2 separate regions of the Homo sapiens genome follow, and region 1 is linked to region 2. A link is a loop called in an ENCODE intact Hi-C map of the cell type or tissue named here. Cell type or tissue: dorsolateral prefrontal cortex. All regions are shown on one strand. Each heading gives the region's core, and the rest is flanking DNA. Links, peaks and the distances in the headings are about the cores only. Region 1 has its middle 8.9 kb from the start of MLKL. Region 2 has its middle 39 kb from the start of FA2H.

The links. Hi-C counts contacts between places; a loop is a spot of excess contacts. Peaks named below come from ENCODE experiments on the same cell type or tissue, not always from the same donor. Only the 100,000 strongest peaks of a DNase experiment are listed, where the experiment ranks them.
Region 1: a loop joins it to region 2, with 13 times the contacts of the local background. A loop is called at or near these places in 30 of 110 quality-filtered maps.

What each region holds. Positions count from the first base shown.
Region 1 is chr16:74,707,609-74,711,997 of GRCh38, reverse strand. No RefSeq gene overlaps it. Among named protein-coding and RNA genes, the nearest start is that of MLKL, 8.9 kb to the right of the region's middle. In dorsolateral prefrontal cortex, for the core only: CTCF peaks have their summits at 2,199 and 2,398 (motif pointing left); a DNase peak (open chromatin) is centred at 2,387; H3K27ac peaks cover 3,707 bases.
Region 2 is chr16:74,811,401-74,815,789 of GRCh38, reverse strand. No RefSeq gene overlaps it. Among named protein-coding and RNA genes, the nearest start is that of FA2H, 39 kb to the right of the region's middle. In dorsolateral prefrontal cortex, for the core only: CTCF peaks have their summits at 2,296 and 2,499 (motif pointing left); DNase peaks (open chromatin) are centred at 878 and 2,479; H3K27ac peaks cover 2,142 bases.

The sequences.
Region 1 (4,389 bases), core at 241-4,240, 100 kb after region 2:
GACCATCACACCCAGGGGGAGGGAGGCAGAGGAAGAACACAGGAGGAGCTCCGCAAGTGTAAACACACATGGCCACAGCAGGAGAAAAAGCCTAAGGTGAGCAAGATTTAGCAAAAAAAAAAAAAAAATTGAAAATTTTCTTTAAGAAGAGTGAAACAGGCCGGGCGCAGTGGCTCACACCTGTAATCCTAGCATTTGGGAGGCCGAGGCAGGCGGATCACTTGAGGTCAGTAGTTCGAGACCAGCCTGCCCAACATGGTGAAACCCCATCTCTACTAAAAATGCAAAAATTAGCTGGGGGGCGTGGTGGCATGCACCTGTAATCCCAGCTACTCAGGAGGCTGAGGCAGGAGAATTGCTTGAACCTGGGAGGTGGAGGCTGCAGTGAACTGAGATTGTGCCACTGCACTCCAGCCTGGGCAACAGAGCAAGACTCCATCTCAAAACAAAACAAAACAAAACAAACAAACAAACAGTGAAACAGACGGGACATGGAAGCTTATGCCTATAATCCCAACACTTTAGGAGGCCAAGGCAGCCAGATCGCTTTAGGTCAGGAATTTGAGACCAGCCTGGGCAACACAGTGAGACCCCATCTCTACAAAAAATAAAGAAAATTACCTGAGTGTGGTGGTGCACACCTGTAGTCCCAGCTACTTGGGAGGCTGAGGTGGGAGGATCACTTGAGCCCAGGAGGTTGCGGCTGCAGTGAGCCGTGATCACACCACTGCATTCCAGCCTGGGCAACAGAGTGAGACCCTGTCTCAAAAAAAAAAAAAAAAAAAAAAAAAAAAAAAGGAAGTAAAACAAAACTAATAAGAAAGGCCAAAAAATAAAGTGAGTTTCTAGCATGGTAATGAGAAGATTTAGAAAAAAAGTGACAACACGAAACCAAGCCCACCTATTAATGAAAAGTCCAATTGGTGAAAATCTGACAGATTCTCCCAGAGCTCCCCATTGCACCGCTGTAACTGTCCAGTGGGGTTGGGAGTATCCACAAGGCCTTTTGGAGAGAGAGCAAGTCCCACCTCACAGGGACTTGAGAGTGCAGAAGTAATTGCCTGCATTTTCTTTCTTTTTTTTTTTTTAGACGGAGTCTCGCTCTGTCGCCCAGGCTGGAGTGCAGTGGCGCGATCTCGGCTCACTGCAACCTCCGCCTCCCGGGTTCACGCCATTCTCCCACCTCAGCCTCCCAAGTAACTGGGACTACAGGTGCGCGCCACCACACCTGATAATTTTTGTATTTTTAGTAGAGATGGAGTTTCACCATGTTGCACAGGCTGGTCTCAAACTCCTGTGCTCAGGCAGTCCTCCTACCTCAGCCTCCCAAAGTGCTGGGATTACAGGAGTGAGCCACCGCACCCGGCCATATTGCCTGCGTTTTCACAGCAGGGCAAAATACAGGAAGGCCACGAGGCCTGCAATCCCCAAGCAGTTAGTGCTCACGGAGCAGCCCCCACCTCAGTGAGCATCTAGGGGAGCTGGAGGATTTTGCCATCAAGTGTAAGAGTCAAAGATTAGATGTTAGAGCAAGCACAGGATATTATCAAAATGCCAACACATCTGGCCTGATGGGAAAAGCCTAGACCTGTGACGTGGGATTGTGTTTATTCCTGCAGTGGGAGAGACACTAAACCAAAAAAGTTTTATGTTTGCTCAGGGAGGTAGCTATTGATTTATTTATAGAGAGAGGTTCTCACTCTGTTGCCCACGCTAGGGTGCAGTGGCGCGATCATAGCTTACTGCAGTCTTGACCTCCCAGACTCAAGAGATCCTCCTACATCAGCCTCCCAAACAGCTGGGACCGCAGGCATGTGCCATCGTGCCCAGCTAATTTTTTAATTTTTCTAAGTAGAGACAGGGTCTCTCTATGTTACTCAGACTGATCTCGAACTCCTGGCCTCAAGCAATCCCCCCAGCTCAGCCTCCCATAGTGCTGGGATTACAGGCATGAGCCACAACACCCAGCCAAGAGGGCCATTTAAATTCTGATCAGCATAAAGTAAATCTGCAGATTGACTGACCCTCAGTGGCCCTACAAATTTGCCTCGCCTGATTCTCCAGGGATGACCCAGCTTCCATGGTCAAGAACAGACCAAAAAATAGCCATCATATTTATTTCTGGTATTGTGTTTGTATTTCCAGACATGCTGTCTTTGGGAGTTCCTTAGTTGATCTGAAGAACAGCCCTCTTAATTCTGCTCTGTTCCACTCCCCCGTTGGCTCTGACCTCTGATCTCTGCCTTTGAACTTTGTGTGATTTTTTATTGTGCCCAGCACAATGACCAACTTGTAACAGAGCCCAATAAATGCTTGTCTTGTCTGCATCAGATCTCAGACGGTAAGAATAACTGGGCCTTGCCTCTCCACCTGTTCCCGGCCTCTGCTGCCCTCTGGTGGCAGCATGCAGCCCTACTCCATTATTACTGCCCTCGCGGGGACTGTTTTGGAAGCAGGTATCTGTGATTTCAAAATTCTAGCCTTTCCCAATTTACCCGTTCTGTTGACTTACATTCTTGACTCATCTGCCATTTTTGAGAGGAAGTTGGAAATATGTATATGAATAGTTCTAACTTTCAAAAAAGCCATAATGGTTGCAAAATTTCAACTGGAGTTTTCTTTACAGTTAGGTGTTTTGCCCAAAGACCACACCAGGCTCCAATGAATAAATGTTATCTATAAAGAATGCCACAAGATGAATGTAAAATTTGGAAAATTCCAGGACTCTCATCTCATAAGTGTCTGTCCCATCTCAGACACCTATAGCGGAGAGGAAGAAATTTAAAAGAAGAAAAAAATTTTTGTTCTGGCAAAAGCAGTGGGGTTATATCTTCTTTTAGGTTCCCTAAAAATGGGATTACAGGCGTGGTGGCTCTTGCCTGTAATCCTAGCACTTTGGGAGGCCGAGACAGGCAGATCTCCTGAGGTTGGGAGTTTGAGACCAGCCTGACCAACATGGAGAAACCCCGTCTCTACTAAAAATACAAAATTAGCCGGGCGTGGTGGCCGATGCCTGTAATCCCAGCTACTTGGGAGGCTGAGGCAGGAGAATCTCTTGAACCCAGGAGGCGGAGGTTGTGGTGAGCTGAGATCGCACCACTGCACTCCAGCCTGGGCAGCAAGAACAAAATTCTGTCTCAAAAAAACAAACAAACAAACAAAAATCAAAACCTAAAACAAGCACATGGATGCAGGCAGTCTATTTGGGAGGTGATTGCAGAAATAAAGAGCGAGAACCAGGGAGGTCTAGAAAGGGAGAAGTTGGAGGAGCAGTGTAAGGTTGAGTATGTGAGGTTCTCCTACAGATTCTGTAAGGGCATCTTGAGAAGCACAGAGAAAATGTATCGGAATTGTCCAATAGGACAGGAGGCTGGAGCATTTATCACCAGCTTCCACTCCTATGGGTGAGGACTGTCTTCAGTGACATCGATTCACCCTCACTTAGGGACTTCCCAGCCATGCAAGCCAAGCAGATGCTGGCTTTGGCAAAAGTCCTTGGACAAAAGCAGGAACATAGAGGTATGCATTTGTAGTGGGATTCTATCAGTACAAGTTGAGTATGAGCTTGTTAGGCAGGAGCTAGCCACTGGAACTGTGGCTGAAATGAAAGCTGAGACAGAGTTCACACAGAACCTTCCACCGCAATTGAGGCTAAGACCAGAGGCAGACAGAGGGGGCATGATGAGGAGGAACAGATGTGTTTGCTACAGACCCCAAAGGGTCATATCCTCAATGTAAGAGTGAACCAAGAGGAAACCCACCTCCCCAGGGCACTGCAAGTGAAATCTCCTGCGTGGAGTGGGTAAAGGCTGAGGATGCAGAGCCACAAGGAGAGTCCTCACTGAGGTCTGAAGCCTGAATTCGTGCAAACCGGGTGATCTGAAACACCTCAAGCCAAAATTGTGATGTAAAATAGCCCGGTTGGTGGAGCCACAAGGCTCTCAGAGGAAGCAATTAAAATTGTTTTATGGAGAAATGTATCTTCAATTCAGGCCTCAAAAAAATCCCGCAGGTAAAATTCCAAAGACTAGCCAGGCACGGTGGCTTACGCCTGTAATCCCAGCACTTGGGGAGGCCAAGGCGGGCAGATCGCGAGGTCAGGAGTTCGAGACCAGCCTGGCCAATATGGTGAAACCCCATCTCTACTAAAAATATAAAAAGTAGCCAGGCATGGTGGTGCATGCCTGTAGTCCCAGCTACTCGGGAGGCTGAGGCGGGAGAATCGCTTGAACCAGGAAGGCGGAGGTTGCAGTAAGCCGAGGTTGCGGCAATGCGCTTCAACCTGGATGACAGAGTGAGGTCTTGAAAAAAAAAACATAAATAACTTAGGTAAATGTAATAGGATAAATGTCTATAAATGAACTTTTCATGTAATTTGAAATTTTGAAG
Region 2 (4,389 bases), core at 76-4,075:
TCCATTTCTCACCACTTCCACTGCGGCCACCCTGGTCAAAGCTGCTGTTGTCTCTTGTGTGGATCATTTGCCATGGCATCCTGACTAGTCTCCCTCTTCCCATGTTTGCCCCCTCCAGTCCATTCTCAGTACAGTAGCCAGGCCATGCTGTTAAAGCAACCATAATTGACTCCTTTGAGGCAAAAAGAAATGCTATTGATAATTACAATGGATAACAGGAGTAAGCCAGTACTGGCCCTGGCAAACCAGAACATGTGATCACCTTGATTAAAACTAAGTCAGATTTCGTTCCTCCTCTGCTCAAAACCCTCTTTTAGTCCATTTTCTGTTGCTGTAACAGAATACCACAGACTGGGTAATCTATAAACAAAAGAAGTTTATTTAGCTCACAATTCTGCAGGCTGGGAATTCCAAGGACGTGGTGCCAGCATCTGGTGAGGGCCTTTTACCTTCATCCTAACATGGCAGAGGGCACCACATGGCAAGAGGGCAAAACGAAGCATGTGCAAGAGAGAGCTCACTTTGATAACAAAGGCATTCCCATGAGTACTCACTCCCCTGATGGTGACAACATGAATGCATTCATGAGAGCAGAATCCTCATTAATCCATTAACCCATTCATGAGGGCACAGTTTCTAACACATGGACTTTTGGGAGACACATTCAAACACCAGCAACTCTATGCCAGGTCCACGTTTCACACGGCATAAAAGCTGAAGTCCTTCTAAGAGGATGATTTTCTAGATCGGGTCTCCAGCTACCTCTCCGACCTCATTTATGCTTCACTCCGCCTCAGCTACACGGCTTCCTTCTGGAAGCATGCCAGGCCTATCCACCAGGGCTGCTGCACCAGCTGTTGCCTCTTCTTAAAGTTATTGTATATTTAAATAATAATGGGGCCGGGCGCGGTGGCTCATGCCTGTAATCCCAGCACTTTGGGAGGCTGAGGCGGATGGATCACCTGGGGTCAGGAGTTCAAGACTAGCCTGGCCAAGATGGTGAAACCCCACCTCTACTAAAAATACACAAATTAGCCGGGCGTGGTGGTGCACGCCTGTAATCCCAGCTACACGGGAGGCTGAGGCATGAGAATCGCTTGAACCTGGGAGGCAGAGGTTGCAGTGAGCTGAGATCGCGCCACTGCACTCCAGCCTGGGCGACACAGTGAAATTCGGTCTCAAAAAAAAAAAAATGATGATAAATAAAAATAATGGGGTGGCAAAATTCATGAGGGTGGTGTTGACTGTGCTCAGAAATCAAAAGCAATGTCCAGCTGGGCATGGTGGCTCACACCCGCAATCCCAGAACTTTCAGAGGCTAATGTGGGAGGATCGCTTGAGGCTGAGTTTGAGACCAGGCTGGGCAACTTAGTGGGACTCCATCTCTGTATAAAAGAAAAAAAGCAAGGCCTCTATATATGACCTGAGTGAATGGCTCCCACCACGCCTCCTCTTCTCAGGGGAAGAGGAAAATGCTCTTCCCCTGAGATCCACATGCCTCCTCCAAGTCTTAGTTTGTGTCACTTTCTTGGGGAGGCTTACCAGTCCCCTCCCAATTGTCCCCCAGGCTGAAATGGGGAAATGGGTATGGAGCGTGGATCTTTAGCTCTGACCTGAATGAGTAGGAGATGCTAGGTGCCGACTCCTTTCTCTGTCTCAGTGTCTGGAAACTGAACAATTGAGCCTGGATGATATCTTAGCCCCCTCCCACTCCCCACTTACCCTACGATCATGCATGCCCCGTGCTGCTCATAGCTCCTGACGGTCAAGGCAGAGAGTGGATACTGAGGAGACCCTGAGCACTAAAGCTGGGGCAAAACAGGAAATGGACAGGGAAGTCTGTTGTGCTGTTTAAATGTCTTCCATCTTGCCTCGATTTTCACTAAGGTGTTTTTTTTTTTTTTTCTTTTTTTTTTCGCCCCATCTGGAAACTGCCAGACACTAAAGGTTTCTTAACCGTGGGCATAGAATTTATGGGGTCCCTGAACTTGCAAAGGAAAATAATTAAATACTTATTCTCACTCACCTTTAAGTGATACTTGGGATTTTCTTCAATTATGAATGCAGGCAGCAAATAAACCATAGTGGTATTAGCAGTGCCAATAGAAATGGAAGGTATGTTCATGTCATATTACAGTCATTACAGTGACCTGGAAAAGTCACTTGTGCTCATTTTTTCCAAATTCCTAGATCTTGTTATTTATTCCCATCTAGTTCACGCATTTAAAAAGGTTATTCTGAGAGGAGCGCCACAGGGTAACCAGTCTGTGTACAAAGTAAGGTTAAGAGTCTCCATTAGGGGTTATTTCATTTCCCTGTGGCTCAAGCAGCTCTGAGATTTGGTTTTGAGGGGGTCTGAGACTGACTTCGCCAAGCCCGGCTCCGGGTGTGCAGGGCCCCTCGGGCAGGGGGCCGCGAGAGGGCAGGCGTGTCCCAGCCTGTTCCAGCAGCTCGGGCTGCAAAGGGCCATGCTGCTCCCGGGGTCAGCGCCGCTCATACTGGGAGCGTACGTCCACCACCTAGTGGTGAAGCGCGGCGCTGCGCTCCGCAGCCTTGGCGAGGCCCAGGCCCAGGCCCAGCCCAGGTGTCACAGCCAGCCCAGGTGTCGCAGACAGCGGGCTGCTGTTCCTGTGCCCTCACTCCGACACCTGCTCCCAGGCCCCCCTAAACGGAGGAACATTGGCAGAGCCCCAAATTTAAATGTCCTCCTTTGCAACTCTCTTCGGGTTCAGGCATACATGGCCAGGATCACTTGGTGGGAACTATTCACCCATGTCATATTTAGGGGCGTTCCTTTTTTTTTTCTTTTATTATAAATGTAGTGATGGAGTCCCGCTGTGTTACCCAGGCTGCTCTCAAACTCCCGGCCTCAAGCGATCCTCCCACCTCAGCCTCTCAAAGTGCTGGGATTGCAGGCCTGAGCCACCACGCCCAGCTTTGATTTCTGAGCACAGTCAACACAACCCTCGTGAATTTTGCCACCCCATTATTATTTAAATATGCAATAACTTTCTTTAAGGAACTCACTTTTTACCTGAAATTAATTCATATAAAATGGAAAGTTTACATCCCTATCGCAAATGGAAAACCCAGTATACTTTGCCACAAATATAAGGTAACTATAAAGACAAATACAACAAAGACAAAACAATTCTGTTACTGCTAATCAGTTCCAGCTAGGCGTAAAGACTTAGTAGCATCAAACAAAGGCTTTCTGTTTGACATGATTGGAATGACTTGGGGGAAAAAACTGAAAAGGGGATGGCTTTTTTAAACTTTGGCATTCAATGTTATTACACGAAGATCATCCCACCATTTGGAGAACACTGAGGGAGATGAGGCTGAGTCCTTGGCAGCTTCTCAGTATTCAATAACCGCACCTTGGGAGGCTGGCAATGCAGGCCAGGCCCTGGGGTAGGTGTTCTGGATGCTGGGAGGGACAGGTTATTCATAGGCTCTACTTTCAATGGGCATTTTGGAGGACTTCTCCTTTCCTCCAAGTGGATCTGGAGATTCTCCTTCCTCAGCTTCAGTGGGGAAGCCACTTGGTGTACCCCCTGCATAAGTGGCAGGTTATTTTTGTAGTTGGGCTCAGGGAAGCTACAGAGCTGGGTGTGGTAGCAGATAGAAGGAGCAAGGCCGTGATCTTGTCTGGGTACTGGGCATCCTGCCCACAAGTTCATTGTGTGGACGACATATTTCCTCAGCAGGCACTTGTCTTGAGGTCTGTGCCAGGATTTGGCCCTCAGGGTTATATGTTGCTCTGTTTAAGACTTACCCATAGGATTTCCAAAGGACAGAAAGAATTTGAATACAGATCTGGTAGCTTAGAGGGCAAGCTAAGATAATAAGTGAGAATGCAAGCATGTGTGTGTGTGTGTTAAGAACTACAGAACACTTCACACATAAGAACTTTGTACAAACCTCTGCACTAAATAATGCAGAGCACCTAAATGAAATACTAGTATGGCTTCTAACAGCATAATGCTGTGTCCCTAGGATGTTACTAGAGATAAAGAAGGACATTTTGTAATATGAGATGGGTCAATCCACAGTCTACACACATGTCAAAACATATTGTACACTATGAATCCCAAATATCTGAGATAGGTCTCAGTTAATTTGGGAAGTTTATTTTGCCAAGGTTGAGGACATGTTCCCATGACACAGCCTCAAGAGATCCTGACATGTGCCCAAGGTGATCAGGGCACAGCTTGGTTTTATACATTTTAGGGAGACATGAGACATCAATCAGTATATGTAAGATAAACATTAGTTCTTCCCAAAAAGGCAGGACAACTCAAAGCAGGGAGGGGGCTTCCAGGTCACAGGTAGGTGAGAGACAAATGGTTGCATTCTTTTGAGTTTCTGATTAGCCTCTCCAAAGGA